2 separate regions of the Homo sapiens genome follow, and region 2 is linked to region 1. Evidence: read pairs that join two places in POLR2A ChIA-PET (ENCODE). Cell type or tissue: MCF 10A. All regions are shown on one strand.

Evidence for each region. Peaks named below come from ENCODE experiments on the same cell type or tissue, not always from the same donor. Only the 100,000 strongest peaks of a DNase experiment are listed, where the experiment ranks them.
Region 2: POLR2A ChIA-PET joins it to region 1 with 21 read pairs; 5 of 35 experiments call an interaction of 5 or more read pairs at or near these places.

Annotation. Positions count from the first base shown.
Region 1 is chr3:188,828,480-188,836,479 of GRCh38, forward strand. The region is part of intron 9 of LPP (LIM domain containing preferred translocation partner in lipoma); the gene reads left to right. Among named protein-coding and RNA genes, the nearest start is that of TPRG1-AS1, 120 kb to the right of the region's middle. In MCF 10A, no CTCF peak of the experiment used is centred here; a DNase peak (open chromatin) is centred at 4,962.
Region 2 is chr3:187,735,015-187,743,014 of GRCh38, forward strand. All of the region lies in intron 1 of BCL6 (BCL6 transcription repressor), which reads right to left. Among named protein-coding and RNA genes, the nearest start is that of BCL6-AS1, 4.7 kb to the right of the region's middle. RefSeq lists enhancers at 3,103-4,082, 6,175-6,676, 6,677-7,176 and a silencer at 4,584-4,759. In MCF 10A, CTCF peaks have their summits at 3,969, 5,093 (motif pointing right), 6,009 (motif pointing right) and 7,204; DNase peaks (open chromatin) are centred at 2,967, 4,027, 4,977, 7,237 and 5 weaker places.

The DNA.
Region 1 (8,000 bases):
TGGCGGGCACCTGTAATCCTAGCTACTTGGGAGGCTGAGGCAGGAGAATTGCTTGAACTCGGGAGGTGGAGGTTTCAGAGAGCAGAGATCACGCCATTGCACTCTAGCCTGGCAACAAGAGCGAAACTCTGTCTCAAAAAAAAAAAAAAAAAAAAAAAAAACTCAGCTGCATCCTTCCCAGTCATGTGACCTGGGCAGGTTAAGAGAACTCCCTGAGCCTCAGTTTTCTTGTCTGTTTATCAAGAGTCATTAGGGAAACTAGTATCTCCTTGGGTTGTTGCAGGGATTCAATGAGATGACACATGTAACACAATCATTACCTCGGGCCTGTCTCCTATAAATATAGTGATTGTCACGTTTGTTATTTAAACAATATTATATATTGTGTTTTAGGTATTATGTATGTAATATATAGTGTGAATATATGTATGCGTTATGTATATAGCATTATCTGACTTCGTGCCTCTAGTATTACATGCTTCTCAAAATATCTATAGTTTTGTCGGTATTTCTTTCTCCTACTAGATTGTGATCTTTTATCGGCAAAGACCACCTCTCATTTATCTCTATACCCCCCATTGTGCCCAGCACATCAGAGATTTTATGTTTGGCTGCTGAATGAGAAACAAATGGGATACTGTTCTTCTAAGCACAATCATCTTATATTAGCATTCATTTTTGGAACTCTTCTCTAATTCCTGTCATTTTTGTATCACATCAGAAGAAGAGCTATATTCCCTCCACCGCCTCTCCTCGCCTATTAATCACCATACCTTCCCACCTCTTACGGGAATACCGAACTAATGGTCCTTGTCTCAATGACCTGCCTATCCTTTGTCCCTTCATGGGAATCTTCTCACAGATCAAGTTACTATGATCTACAAGGCCAGTTCCCATAGCCTCGTTCCACTTACACACGATCTTAACCATTTCTGTCCAGTGGGAGTCACCCACTCACCTCCTAAAACCTCTATGCATGCCCCATACCCCTAGTCATAATACTCTTATACAAATGTTTAACACTTTGCAGTTGAAGACCCAATGTCATACATCTTTTCATTTGATACTTAGAGTCACTGTGTGAGGTACAAACTTCAGATATTACCAGTTGCATGTTACTAATAAGGAATCAGAAGCTCAGAGAGGGGGAATGAAAGAATCCAAGTATATGTGGCTAAAATTGGCCACGTCGACACCTGAAATCCTATTATCTGGGGCAATATACATACTGGGTTTGAAAAAGTTCACACTTAGCAGTTGAATGACCTGAGTCCTCACCCCAGCTTGGCTACTTACTCACCATGTGACCCTGAATAGTGCCTTGAAGCCTCAGGGTTTTTTTACTTCTGTAAAACAGTAACTCTTGCCCTCCCGGACACATGGGATAGTTTGAAGATTAAAAGATACATTGGCTGGGCATGGTGGCTCACATCTATAATCCTAGCACTTTGAGAGACTGAGGCAGGTGGATCACTTCAGTCCAGGAGTTTCAGACCAGCGTGGACAACACAGTGAAGCCCCATCTCATTAAAAAAAAAAAAAAGATATATTAAGAAACTTTTGAAAGTATAAATCATCTAAATCATCATGTATAAATGTAAGAGATATGAAATAAGCTCTGTGAAAATATAATGGCTGATGGCGTCCCTGTGTGAAAGATAGAAATGGACATTTTATGTAATTTCCATACACACCAAACAAAACAAAAGATCTTTAGAATTTCCAAGCATGAGTGAGGTTTTACATTGATTGTAAAGAATATAGAATGCGGAAACTCATTTTTAATTATTAAAACTTATAGGCTGAAAAAAAGAGTAAGCACTATTTAAAAAAAAAAAAAAAAGGCTCAACCAGGCGCGGTGGCTCTGTAATCCCAGCCCTTTGGGAGGCTGAGGCGGGCAGATCACGAGGTCAGGAGATCAAGACCATCCTGGCTAACACGGTGAAACCTCGTCTCTACTAAAAAAGTACAAAAAATTAGCCAGGTGTGGTGGCACGTGACTGTAGTCCCAGTTACTCGGAGGCTGAGGCAGGAGAATCGCTTGAACCTGGGAGGCAGAGGTTGCAGTGAGCCAAGATTGCACCACTGCACTCCAGCCTGGGCAACAGAGTGAAACTCCGTCTCAAAAAACAAAAAAAAAAATGCTTCCCCACACCCACCCCCAACGAACGAACAAACACACTTAGGAAATAGGGAAGAAGGTTATGTTTTGGGACAACTTTCTATACACTGAGAAAATCCAAGAGGTCTCCACATCTACCTATAAAATTCAGTGATGCTCAGAGCTGACATGTCAATTTTTCCTATTACATAGTAAGAAGCTCAGCATTATGGGCCGAGTTTATTGGACACTGCAGAAATTCATTTACATTGTGTGCTTACCCTGGATTGTTGTTGAGTCCAGCTGACTGTTGCTTCACAAATTAACTGTCCTTTGAGACTTGGAAATATTGAAATTGCATAGAGTTTTTGTGAAATCTCAATCCTGTAGTATTGTGTATATTACAACAGGTGCTCAATAGACTTCTGGATTATTAAATTGAGTAATATTTGTAGCAAAGATCTGTAGGCTGAATTATAAAGCTAATCTGTGGGGGGATGCCAAGATTTCTCTATCATTCTGCTATGTTTGCCATGGTCTACCAGGAGATGGCGCCTGGTAAGAGTTCCATATTTTAATGTATTCTGGTCCAAATCACTGGAGTTGGCAAAGATGGAGAAGGAGGAACTGAGCAGTTCATCCCCAAAGACATGATGACACCACTATAAGTGTGAAGCCAGCAAGAGTGCAAAGACTGAGAGCAGCGTGGTCATACCTAGACATTTATCTGGAGAGCAAAATCAAGCACTGGGGCTCAAAGGGTTCAGTCCCAGCAGTTAGGAGAGAGAGGAGTCTCCTAGGAGTAGTTGCCCCAACAGCTGCTAGAAAGTCCTGATCCTTTTTGGTCTGAGCCAACCAGGTCTCAGCCCAGTCCCACTTGCCTCAATTTAAAGTGACATTTTTGGTCTCTAGCTGGGTGCTTCCCCCTCTGTAGCATATAACAAGGATACACTTTCAAGGCAGGGAGCCTGGAGGACAAGGAGATAACCCTGCAGGCCTGGCCACCCAGGCTCTTTCCGGTGTTCCATGTACACTGCATAGATTGAGTGGACACCCAGGTTAAAGAGATCTCTCAGTACTCTTGGATTTTCCTTTACCTTAATTTTGAAATTATAATATTTTAGACATAACTTGTGCAGGATCACACAGTGAGTCTATAGGAGAACTGGATGAGAACCCAAGTTTTCTGACTTTCAATCAGCTCTCTCTCCCTACATGTACCTTAACATGTATCATAAAGATGACTGTTGCCATATGGGCTAAGCCCTCCATTTTCTGAGTATGCTATACCACCTCCTTCCCTCAGAACAATTAACAGAGGATCTCATAAAGATGTGCTATATATGTGTCCCATAGATTTTAATGAGACTTCAGTAGGTGGGAAGGTGTAGTATTTATTCTGGGATATTGGAAGAGCAAGTTGGATAGGACCTTAAATTTTCTACATAGATACTTGTGGAGGACAGGCTCTAGGGTGACTTCCAATGACCCCTGCCTCCTGGTGTTTACATCTCTGTGTAATACCTCTCCTTGAGTGCAGGTGAATCTGTAACTTGCTTCTAATCAATAGAAGAAGGCAAAGGTGTTGGGGTGTAACTTACCATGATTACATGTTGTGATATACGAGTCCATCTCAGCAGATAGAGAGACTCTCCTTGACAGCTTGAGGAAATAAGTGACCATATGAGAGAAGCTCATGAGGCAAGGAGCTGTGAGCAACCTTTAGGAGCTAAGGACAGCTTCCAGCAGACAGCCAACAAAAAGCTAGGATCCTGACTCACATACCCACAAGGAAATGAATTCCGCCAATAATCTGAATGTGCCTGGAAAAGATTCTTCCACAGCCAACCCTCCAGATGAGAATGCTACTCAGCTGACACTTTGATTGCAGCCTGTAAGACTCCGAGTGGAGGACCCAGCCAGAGTCATGCCTGGGCCCTCAGAAACTGTGAGATAGTAAATGTTTGTTGTTTTATGCCACTGAGATTGTTAGCCAACAATCAAAACCTAATACAATAATACCCTTTACTGTTTTCTAGACAGCTGCTATTTAGAAAAGCCTCCCACCCAATAAAAGAGTCCCCTTTATAGTTTTCCAAGTAGGTGGTTATCAGGGTTCTGCTTCACCATCTTCAGTGGCAAGGAACTTCCATTTCACAGGGCAACCATGTGTGTATTACAGAGGCTTGCATGTTGTCAAGTTCAGCTGTGGTCTTCAGCGGGAGCCTAGGACATGCCAGGGATTTCAAGGTAGGCTGGTGAGGGGTTCCTGGTTTTCTTGGTCCTGAACCATCCCAGTGCCATTCTAACAGTTGCAAGTCTGCCTCCTTCATGACAAAAGGACTGGAGGAAAATGTATCTGGCAAGTCGATAACACTGGATCGTTTGCTCCCAGCTTTACCACTTGGCATCAGTGCAAACTTTCACCCAGTTAAATAACTTAATGAGCCCTGCTCTGCATGCTTGCTTCACAGAGTTGTGACGATCAAGTAAGACAGCATCTATGACAGTGTTTGTTGGCTGTAAGTCAGCAAATGATTGCAAATGATGATTATTATTAAAATAATAGTCATTTGTCAGTAAATATTTGTCAAAGCTGGTCCACACTGAGGGAGACAGGCTCTCCAGGGAAACTGCTGATGCAGAGATAAAGAGGAGACCAGCCCCAGTTTGGAATTGCATCACTGATTCTGAATTCCCCATGGTACATTTCAGGTCTTGCTTCAGGAATTTGTTTTTTGTTTTGTTTGGTAGGAACAAGAATCCCCTAGAGCCAGTTATGTTGTCATCAAACTTAGTTGCTAATTAGGCACCAAAGCAAACCTATGCCAGTGAGACAGAGTTGAAACTTGAATTCCTTTCTGCAGGTGGAGCGTTGGATCCTAGAGGCGGTGTATACAGCTTGGCTATTTTGATGCTTCTGCATGCAAGAAGGTTTAAGAGAATCTGAGTAAAGCAATTAGCATCCCTCTGTCTGCAGGCAAAACTGGTTTGGACATGCTTCTCTCTTCTTGAAGGGCTGTTAGAGCCTTGGCAGTGTATCTGACGAAAGATTTCACTAAGCAAAATGTCTTCACTTACAAATCCAGCCACTTTGCACTCTCAGTCAGCCTCAAATTCATTTATTTTCTTTAGAGTTTCCCTACAACCACGAACCACCAAGAATTAAATTAATCCCCAAGAGCCTGAGCAATTATGAGGATGTTGAATCTATCCATTCAAGGATGTCCCAGCAAGGACTGTTCATTCTTTTAACGTAAACTATTTATATGTTTTGATTCTCCTCATTTGGAAGAAAGAAATAAGTTTTCATATATGTATTTTTCAGGGTGTATTTTATATATCTGTTTATATTACACTGTTCACATTACTATTAAAGCATCCCCATTTTATTGTAAGTTTATTTTGCCTGCTTCGGGAAGAACAAGACCAAGATCCCATTATTAAAACCAAAATCTTCCACAAAAGTTTCCTTTTAAAAACTTAGATTAGGAAATTTTCAGTCAGCCAGCCAACTCTATAGCCTTTGATACTTGGTCCTACAAAGTTTTCTTCCCCTTTGGTCTGAATGTTTTCCTTTGTCTGTGCACACTCTATTCTCCTGCCAGCATGATAATACATGCTGCTTTGATATCAAGTGGCGGGAACATATAGAAATGTGCTATTGGTGCTGCAATTTGTATCTTTGTTTTCATCAAACTTATTATTTACCATTTTAGGATTTTTTTGTTTCTTTTTGGGTGTTTTTTTTTTTTTTTTTTTTTTTGGTGTGTTTTGTTTGATCTTGGTTTTGGTTTTCCAATCTAGGCCTGAGGTCCAGTGCTAATTTGATGCTAGTGTGAACTCTCTGAGCCTGGTTCCTTGACGTTCCATTGGGTGACTATTGCAGTGGTTCAGATGTGGTGCTACCAGCCTTCCCCACCAAGGAAGTTGCCTGCTTTCTCATCTTTGATCCTCTTCACCAACTAACCACAACACACCAGTGAAAATTTTAATTTCTCCATTCAGTTCCTCAGTTTCCGCCACCAGGTGGTGAGTTCCTGCGATACAGATAACCTTTTTGTCTTGTTCAGTACAACCTCAGTGCCTAGCACAAGGCCTTGCAGAAAGCTGACATTCCTTAACTCTTTATTTCTGAAATGAATTAATGTTCTTAGGTTCCATGTCTCGTGGACCAAATAATGCAATCCTAGATCTTGCCATAGCATCTGGGACACCACGTATGATGATTTAGGTAATCAGTGAAAATCCATGTCAGCAGCTGCCAATTTACAGATGAATTATGTCCAATGGTTTGGAGATGAATGAGTTTTACAGTTCATAGAGCATGACAAAATTCATCTTAGCCTTCCATTTTATAGATGAGCTAACTGATCTCTGAGAGAGGAACGACCTCTGAATGTCCTGGGAAGAGCTTGTGGCAGAAGTAACTTCTACCTAGTAGTGTATTTTCCTTACTGCCTGTTCTCATTTGATAACAGACCCATATATCAATTATTTGCATCCTTCAATTAACCCACAAGAAGGCAAATTTAATCCAGTGTTAGATAAAATAATTATTCACAGGGTCATAACACTATTAAAGAATAAGCTATGGCCAGGCGCGGTGGCTCACTCCTGTAATCCTAGCATTTTGGAGGCCGAGGGGGGCAGATCACTTGAGGTCAGGAGTTCTAGACTACCCTAGCCAATATGGTGAAAACTGTCTCTACTAAAAATACAAAAAAAAAAAAAAAAATCAGCTGGGCATGGTGGCAGACGCCTGTAATCCCAGCTACTCAGGAGCTGTAGTCCTAGCATTTTGGGAGGCTGAGGCGGGCGGATCACTTGACTACCCTGGCCAACATGGTGAAACCTCATCCTACTAAAAATACAAAAAAAAAAAAAATCAGCTGGTGGTGGTGGCAGATGCCTGTAATCCTAGCTACTCGGGAGGCGGAGGCAGGAGAATCACTCGAACCCGGGAGGTGGAGGTTACAGTGAGCCAAAATTGCACCATTGCACTCCAGCCTAGGTGACAGAGTGAGGCTCCATCTCCAAAAAAAATAAAAAGAATACACTATGAGGCAGTGAGATATAGGGCAAGACTCATGTTAGGACTGCCACAGAGCAGTCAGTAGTGGCAACAAGAAAGGAACGCCCCTACGATGTGACAAGTCTCTACCTTGATATCAATGGAATTATGAATGGGCAGAGAGGCTGTGCCCATTCTTACCTAACAGGGAAGCTGTCCATAAATAAGGTAGCAATTCCTGAATCAAGGACAAGCCTTCTGCCCAGTCTTTATATGTAAAGAAACAGTAGTTTCATTTGAAGGGAAACCATTATAATTGTCTCAGATGTGCATCTTGTTCCAGGGTACTTCTTTGTATTTTTGATGAGGAACCAAAGGCTTTATTATAGATCTTGTGAATACCTGTCAGCCAGGATTTAGAACAAATGCATTTGGGCAATTTTGCCTTTTATTTCAGATAAATTTTATATGTTGTTTCTGTCCAGAATTGTAGGATCATGTTTGGCTTTTCAAAACTGCAGGAAATGTTTATTTTACTTTTCTTTAAAGAAGAAGACAGTAATGAAAAATGTATCGACTGCCAGCCCACTGTTTTTATTTCTCTTTGTGTGAGCTATGGCTTCTCCACATCTTGAGCCTTAAACTCTTTGATGTTGTCTTTTTAAGCATAACATAAAAGATTATTCCCTTTAGTCTGTAGGCTTGGAGGTGGGCAAACATGACATATTCCTGGGTATTCATATTTCTATAACAATAATTGATGCAGGTTTTGGGGCTGTTGTATTTGCCGTAGCCTTATATGATAAACATTTGGCATTCCATGACGTTTCAGCTTTGTCAACTTTCCAATCCTGTATGGAGTTCCCTCTTATTGTTTCTGTGTG
Region 2 (8,000 bases), 1.1 Mb before region 1:
AGCTTGCCAGCTGGTGTGGTTTTACCACAAGCTAACAAACATTTTCCAGCTCTGCTCTTACGGAAACAACAGGCACCCGAAGCTATGAGATAATAATGTTTTTATCCAGAGTACTGGGAGTACAATTGCATACATTAATTAGTTATACATACATACATACATATATTTCCTTCTTCAAAGAAAAAATTTATACTATCCAAAGGCCACTAGAGTTTATGGGAAAGAAAAAATAAGAAAAATGGTTCTGTCAACATTAACAATAACGATTCGTCCGTGGCCTAAAACCACTGGACGTCATTCAAAACCTGCTAAAATATTATCTTTCAAGCCTTAGAATGATTCCGCAAGGACGATAGGGCCAATATCTTTATCCTTATTTCACTGGCGATGAAACTGAGACTTAGGGGTTCAAGTGGCTTGCTCAAGACAAACAGCTAGGCAGTATTTCCTGCCCATCTGAAACATTAAGACTGAATATAGACTCTGCAGAACACAGCCTGAGATGTCATGTCTACGTATTCCTTGAAAACCTTTGTCTTCTTTTTCAAAGTGTTCTCTCCCTTCCCTACTGGGTCTAAGACCAGACAGAATGCCATTGCTTCTAAGTTTGTGCTTCTCCCTGCTGGTAAAAGACTTAACTATGTGATTTAGCTGAGAACTGGCCAGGGAGCACTAAACCTTGAAGAGATTTAATGAAATATGTACCTCCTTCCAAACCGGCTTCTCTAAAACAAAATCATTAAAAGCACAGGTGTAAGACCCTCATTTATGATCAAATGTGGGCTGCAAAATAAAACAATATTTGAACTGTCTTCCCCCCTTTAAAAAAAAAAAAGCAGAACCTTTTAGAGCTATTTTCTGGGTAAAGAGGCCTGAGGCCAACAAGGTCATGTTGGGCCATGTACATGGTTGGTGACCCGGCCCTAGGTCTTCTGGCTCAAATTCCTGTCCCCTTTCCAAATCAGCCTACGTGCTGTAGAACATGCAAGACAGCACCCTGATGTGGGTGAATCTCATTTTTAAGTTCCTTCCCCCACACAAACACTTTGCCCCATTCCAGGCTGCTGAGTCTTACCAAATGAGCACTCTAAAATGAGAGGTTTCCTTGAGTCTGTAACCAAACACTCTGACATTTCTCTGTGGTCCCAAGTGCCAGTCACTCAATCCCATCGGCTCCAAGGTTAGTGTGTGCATGTGAGTGAGTGGGGACTGGAGGGAAGGAAGTGGGGAAGGGAGAAGACAGAAAAAGACAAAAGAACCTATCTCCTCCTCTCCCCAGCCCAACTCGAGATAGGCAAAGAGAGATAGACTAACTCGGTCTTTACCAAACTTCAAGGATTTTCTCCTTTGCAAAAGAAAGCTGAAGACACATGGGAGTGGGAGGTTTACTTAAAAACTTTCCTCTCTTCCTTCATGGAAGGGATCCTCAAACACTTCTGGAATACCTAGGCTGTTCTTTAACCAGCTTCAACCACCAGCTCGCTTGTGGATTTCCAGTCGCAGGCTTCTGGAACCACAGGAAGCCCAGATTTGCCATTTCACCATGACAAGTGGCAATGACTCACTCCAGATGCGGATTGAAACAAACAAACAAATTCCCCTGTGTCCACTGTCAGCTGGGCCTTGGGCTTTTCACCGTAAGCCTCTGCCTGGCCAAAAACAAATGTACATACACGAGGCGCAGGTCCTTCTCAAGTTCACTCCTTTGCAAGCCAACTCGTCTTAAGAACCAGCCCCCCCCAACTCCTGAGTGTGTGGGTTGAGTGTGGGCAATGTTGTCACCACCCCCACCCCAAATGCCGCAGGTGTGGAAGCACCACCAGCATTTGGTTTGTATTTTTACAGAGCTCTTAGTCCTTTCCCACCCCCTCAAGATTGCATCTTATCCTTATAACAGCCCTGCTTTATTAGGGAGGGAACTGAGGCTCCGGGTGAGAGGCCTTGCCCAAAATCTCAAAACCAATTTCCAGCAAGTTCTGGACACGCCGCGTCTCCTAGATTCAGCCATTCCACCAATGCCACACACAAGACTACCCACAAAAACAATCTCCAAGGAGCAGGGCTGTCAATGAGAAACTGACAACTGCTGGCTGCCCCCAGACCTGGACTTCCCATCCCAATCTCCCCGCACCCACGCTGGGTCAGTAACCACCATGGGAGAGTTAAATGTTTTCTCTTCCCTTCCTCCCTTTAGCTCTTTTGGCGCTTTCCTTGTGCATAGCCAACTAGGCTCCTTGAGAAGACAGATCCTTTAAAAGAGCTTTCCATTGAAGAAGAAAACAGGAACCAAAAAAAAAAAAAAGCAAAGAGAGAGAGAAGACAGCAGAAACGACAGAGAGAGAGAGAGAGAGAGAGAGAGAGAGAGAGAGAGAGAGAGAGAGAAAATGAGAGAAGAGGGAGAGGCGAGGTTAAGAGCCAGAGAGCAAGCCAATACAAAAGACCCCATCCTTTTCCTCCCTCCTCCCCTGGGCTGGCACCAGAAAGCCCCATTTTCTCGCTCACACATAAGAGCACAAACACCAGCCCTGCGCGCCGGGGCAAGCCTAGGCAGACTTCGCTACCCCACCCCGACCACTCCGTACCTGTCTTCCAGGGACTGCCCGCCCCTGGGCGATCCACCTCGAAGCCCCCCGCAAGGCGCGACGGAGGCTTTGTGGTATGACCGTGGCGGCCCTTAATTTAGTTACATTCAAATAAAACTTTTGGTGCACCTCGGTAGCTAACATTGTGTGTATGCCTTTTTTTTTTTTTTTTTTTTTTTCCTGTTACGCCGTCAATGCAGCAGGCAATGAGGGGAATGACACAGCCCTCTCATTCCCGGAACGTAGTCAATCTCGGCTCTGCGGATTTCACAGAACACACTTTGCCTATTGCCGGCTCCAACAAGAAGTAACTTTCCAGGAAGCTGCCGGCCCCGGCAGCCGCCAGGATCGCTGCCTGCGCTGCGCTGGCCGCCGGGGATTCACCCAGGGAGGCGGGGCCGCTGGGGAAGGCTCGCGGGGAATACAGCACACTTTCCCCTAAATCCCTCGTCCGCGCCGAGTGCAGGGCTCTCAGAGTTCACCTAGTCCCACCTCTCACCCACAACAGTTTATAAATGGGGAAGGTCAGACAAGTTAGTAGCAGAGCTGGGTCTAGAACCCAGGAGTTCGAATACAATCCGAGGCTCATATCGAGACTTTAAGTTGTCCGATTCCGAAGTTTATTTGCTTTTTTCCCTCTTTTTGCCTTCCATTCTCCCTCACCCCCGTTCTTTTAGGGGAATGTTTGAGCGAGACTTCAAGGTCAAAAGATGGAGTCCCTAGGGGCTGAGGGTCTCCATCATAGGCGCCCCAGGCAAGGTTGGAGAAAAACTAAACAGAAAGCCCCTTCCGCCTACGTTGGCAAGAACGGGAACCCAGCTCCACTTGGTTTCCGCCCAAAGTCTTTAGAACAGGAGCTGCCAAGCCGTAAGGATTTCCGAATCCGATTTCCCCGAAACCGTAGAGACACAGCTTGGACTCGGCAAAGGCCGGGGCCCCGACCCCTGCGCGCGCACTGGCACTCTCCAAAGTTGCCTCGCCTTCCTGTGGCCCTCCCGGGAATTATAACCCCCGGGTGCCATGTCCTAATTGGTCTCGGTAGCAGGCTCCGGGGTGCGCTTTCGGGGGCTAGGGGACAGCGAAAGACTCAGCCACAAAGGCCGCAGTCTGGTCCTAAAACTAGCCAGTGGCGTCACACTGCGCCGCTCATCCCTTCTGCGGCAAGCGGAAGGGTCAGAGTCGGTCTGCAAAGAACGAGCCTTTGGCCTCAAAATCCTACATTGAGGCTTTCTCACCCCTTCGCCCGGTGGGATAAAGGTGAAAGAGACGGTTGGGATTTAATAAGGGGTAGGGATGAGAATCTGGGAAGTTAAAATGAAGTAAGTGCATTTATTGGAAATTAGGAGTCCCGTGGTTCCGGGAGCTCAAACCGAATGGTGTTTTTACCGCTGCCTAACGCTAGAGAGAGCCCTCCATCAAGGTTTGAAACCGTCAACCCCTTTCTCGCCCCTCCCCTCCTTCCCATTGACCTAGTTTGGCCAGAGCCTCCCGATTTGGAGAATGCCTTCCGCCCTTCCCCCCTCCTCTCCAGCCAGAGAGGCTACAGAGGCTGTTGGATTATTGGTAATCTAATAACTCCAATAACCCGCTGAAAAATCCAAAGGGAAATCTGAAAGTGTAAAGCACTGTTTAGGGACAAGGACAAGGAATTTTAATAAGGCTGCAACTGCCGTAGTGAACCCCGCATCAGGGGCCCTGCCGTGGGGCTCCCGGTCTCAGCAGTGTTTCAGCCAACTAGCTGCACGGCTGCAGACACCACCGTGGTCCGGCGGCAGGGGGTGAGGTCAAATCGCGGAGCTGTTTTTATTCTTGGGGGAAAACACTCTTCGCCCTCTTGGCTGGGGAACGGGAGGGTGCAGGAGACGACAGTAAATAAAAGCGAATTTGATAACGCGATGGCCTCGACAGCCGCTTTGGATAACCGAGGTGTTCGGGGACATTGTGTCCTGACTTTCATTTCTATCACGTTTCCTGCCAACAGTGCTCTTGCAAGCCTGCAAGCTTCTAGGAAATGCAATAAAACAGAGGGATGTGTTTTATCATCAAGATCTGAAGAGGAGTTGCAGAAGGGACGTTCCCCATACGCTCAGCGCGAGACAGCCTTCCAGAAGGGCCCGAAGACAATGCCAGCAAATCGCGTCCCGGAGCAGAGATCCCTCGGCCGTCCTGGCTGGACTGGGCTCAGCCTTTGCAAAAAGGCTGGCGGGGGAGGGGAGAAGCATGATCTCCTCAAGCAAACAATGCCTTTAAAAATCCGATCTGGAAAGAAGTCAGCCAAGGTCCTTATTCACGTTAATGAAGATGGAAGGCACTAACTGTCCTTGGAAAGCGATGAGTCAAACTTGACCGCGCTTCAAACTCGTTCCCAGATTCGTTTCCAGTCCGAACAGAGGCGCGTTTCTCCGACGCGGCCTCCGACGGCTCCCGCAGTGGGAGGGGCCGAACTCGATCCCCGCCGACCCGGGCGGGGGCGACGGCGCTGTCTCCCCCTGCAGAGCGCGCCTGCTGCCGCTAGGGGCCGCCAGCATGCGGACGCGCGTTTGCCATCTTAAGTCACGAGCTCGGAGAAAGAAAACTTTACGGAGGAACTGTTGTGGCACAAATTCTGGCCTATCCACATGACCCCCACCCCCTCACACACACACACCCGGTTTCTCGCCAGGCTACTATGCAGAGGATGTTAGGAAGGGGAAGAGAGCGATTTCAGAATCGAGGCTCGCCCTGCAAGTCTTTGGTCCAGGCCTTAACCCCCCTCTTAACACGCAAACCCCCGAGCTCCGAGACCCACACCCTTCAGCACCATCTGGGCTTTTCGTGTCATTACCGAAAATCTTAGGCCATATTTTCTTTAAAAAAAATCCTCCAAGACTGCTGGGGAGCGGTTTCCAATGAACACTGGCAACAAAGGTGACCTAAGAGGTTAAACTCATGGTTCTGGCAGCCGCTCCTTTCTCATAAATACTTCTAAGGAGCTGAGATAAACCCGCCTTTGGCTTTCAGTCACTGACATGAAATTCAGAAGCTTAAAATCTGGTCCTGGTTAAGTCACTAACTCACCACTAACAAGCCTCCTCGTCGGGCCTGTTTCCTCAACTGCAAAACAGAGTTGTACGTCCCAAAGCCCCTGAGCTCCTAGGTGGCATCCTTCCACTACCGACTTCCCCTAAGAGGGGCCACAGGGACAGGAAGATGGTGTGTTCGAAGCGGGTTATTTGTGGTTTTTCTTAGTGCAAATAGATGCTCATCGCTGAGTGATGGGCAAGCAGCGAGGCCTTTCTGATTTTCATCCCTCTTGCCAAAACTTTGGAGGTTGTATGCCATCCCCATTGGAGGGTGCCCTCCTTCTGTCAGTCCTAGCATCTGGTCAGGGTACCGCCGCCCGGGAGGTGGAACGGCGAGCCCACCGCCCATGGCCGCGAACTCGATCTCAGCCCACCGCTAGGTGGCAGGCCAGCCCGTCCGAGAATCGCCGCGCGGCCGCAGCTTCCACACCGATCCCTACCCGCCCCTCTTTATTTTCTGTCTGGTGGGGGCGAGGGTTGGGGGTGTGATTGCCTCTAAAAGCAAAGCTAGAAAACATTTAATTTAGTGTATGTAATTCCGTTCCTCCCGATGCTCCCGCCTCTAGCAACCACAACGCGGTATCTGGAGCTGGTTTCATGTATCATAAGTTGATTTCTCCCCCAGCCTCCGAAAAGCTTTATGTACTGGGAAGGGAAAGAAGGTGCACTTGTCTTCAAAAGGCAGAATGGCACTCGACAGTATTGGCAGAGATTCTTGCCAAACACTGGTCATCCAGCAAAGAAAGTCGGGAATAAACTCCTGATCTTCTCGGAGGAAAGGGGCGCTGGGGGCCGAGTGCTGGATCCCACTCAGGCTCACTGCGCCTGGCAAAGCGGGGGAGTGGGGAGTCGGGTATGGTCTTTTGGTGAAGTTGTGGGTCTCGGAGTGGACATCGGGAGGGTTGGGAGGGGCCGTTCCTGGTTTCCACTGGGGCAAAGAGAAACCAGCCAGTTCTGCCACCACGCTGCACCCTCGCTGTGCTCGCGGCGGCAGCGGCGGTCCCACTTGTTGCGCAGTGCTGGAAACCGGCACGCGCCATTCGATGTTGATTCACAGAGGGCTACAGACCAGCCTACCATTGCTCCACGCCATCCACAAACCTCCTCAACACACCCCCTACACATACGTCCTGCCACCGCCGGCAAAACTACAGCATTTCCAGCCACTATGGTGTTTTACACCAAAACATCCCTCACTATCTCGGTATCAGACAGGCAGCAGAATTAAGATGCCCTGAGAAGTCAATCCAAGGGGAAGGCCGGGCTACCTCCGCCTGGAGAACTCTTCTACTTAAAATCAACCAGGCACCCTCCCCCCACCAAAAAAAAAAACCTTAGAACCACGTTGCCTATTATAACACCATCCTAGTTGGAAAGCAACATTTTTCTTCCCTACTTGATAAACTTCAAAGTCCTTTTTATCCGTTAGTTTTATCTCCCCTATTTTTTTTAAATCTCTGGGGGAAAAATGTTTCATAAGTTCACTTCCCAATATTTTTCAAAAATTGACTTTTGCCAATAGTTTCACCCACCGAGGGGTGGCGCTGCTGCACCGCCTCCTCTATATCTCTTAAGTTTTTCACAACAAAGTGGGTTGTGAGTGTCATTACCCTGTAGGGGATAGAGGGAAGGAAGGGTTTTGACATCTAGCCGTGGCTACCATTTACTCAACCAATAACTGGAACTCTTCAAGGGCTCAGCAAACGACAACTTAAGCATTTAGAGTCCCATCCCTATCCACCAAACCCAGAATAAGTTAGTCTTTTCAAGAAAGCATTGGTATAAAACCCTTCAAAACTGAAAAGAAGAAAGGGGCAATTGGAGAATTCCCACTTTTTCTGGCTGTCTCCTTCAAGTCGCCCAGTTTTTATGAACAGCATCTAGCCTTACTGTCACTATCAACAACCCTTAAAACTAGCCAATGCTTCGGCCTCTAGTATTGGAAAGTCTTCCAAATAGGATACTGGAAACTTCTATTTATAAGCTTGGGGTGGCGGGCGGGGCGGGGAGGTGGAGAGAGAGTTGCCATCTACAGGTTTCTATTTTGGCCTGAAGACTCAACTGCAGTCATTAGAGTAAGGGAATGCCCATCTCCTGGTACTTGTTCGCCATTTCCTCCTCCCCCAGAGACAAATATCTTTTCGTCTTTTTTAAAAAAGTATATATTTTAAAGCAAGAATGTGATTTCATCTCTCTTCTTTGAGCTCATGTTTGCTACCTCCAGGAATAGCGTGTGGACTAGGGCCAGATGAACTTCAACTTGGGCTGCAGATTTACGAGGTTCTGTTCTAGTGCCAAAGGCTCTTGGTAGTAAATAGTGAGCAAAATAGATACCTGTCTCCTGATGGATCTTGCC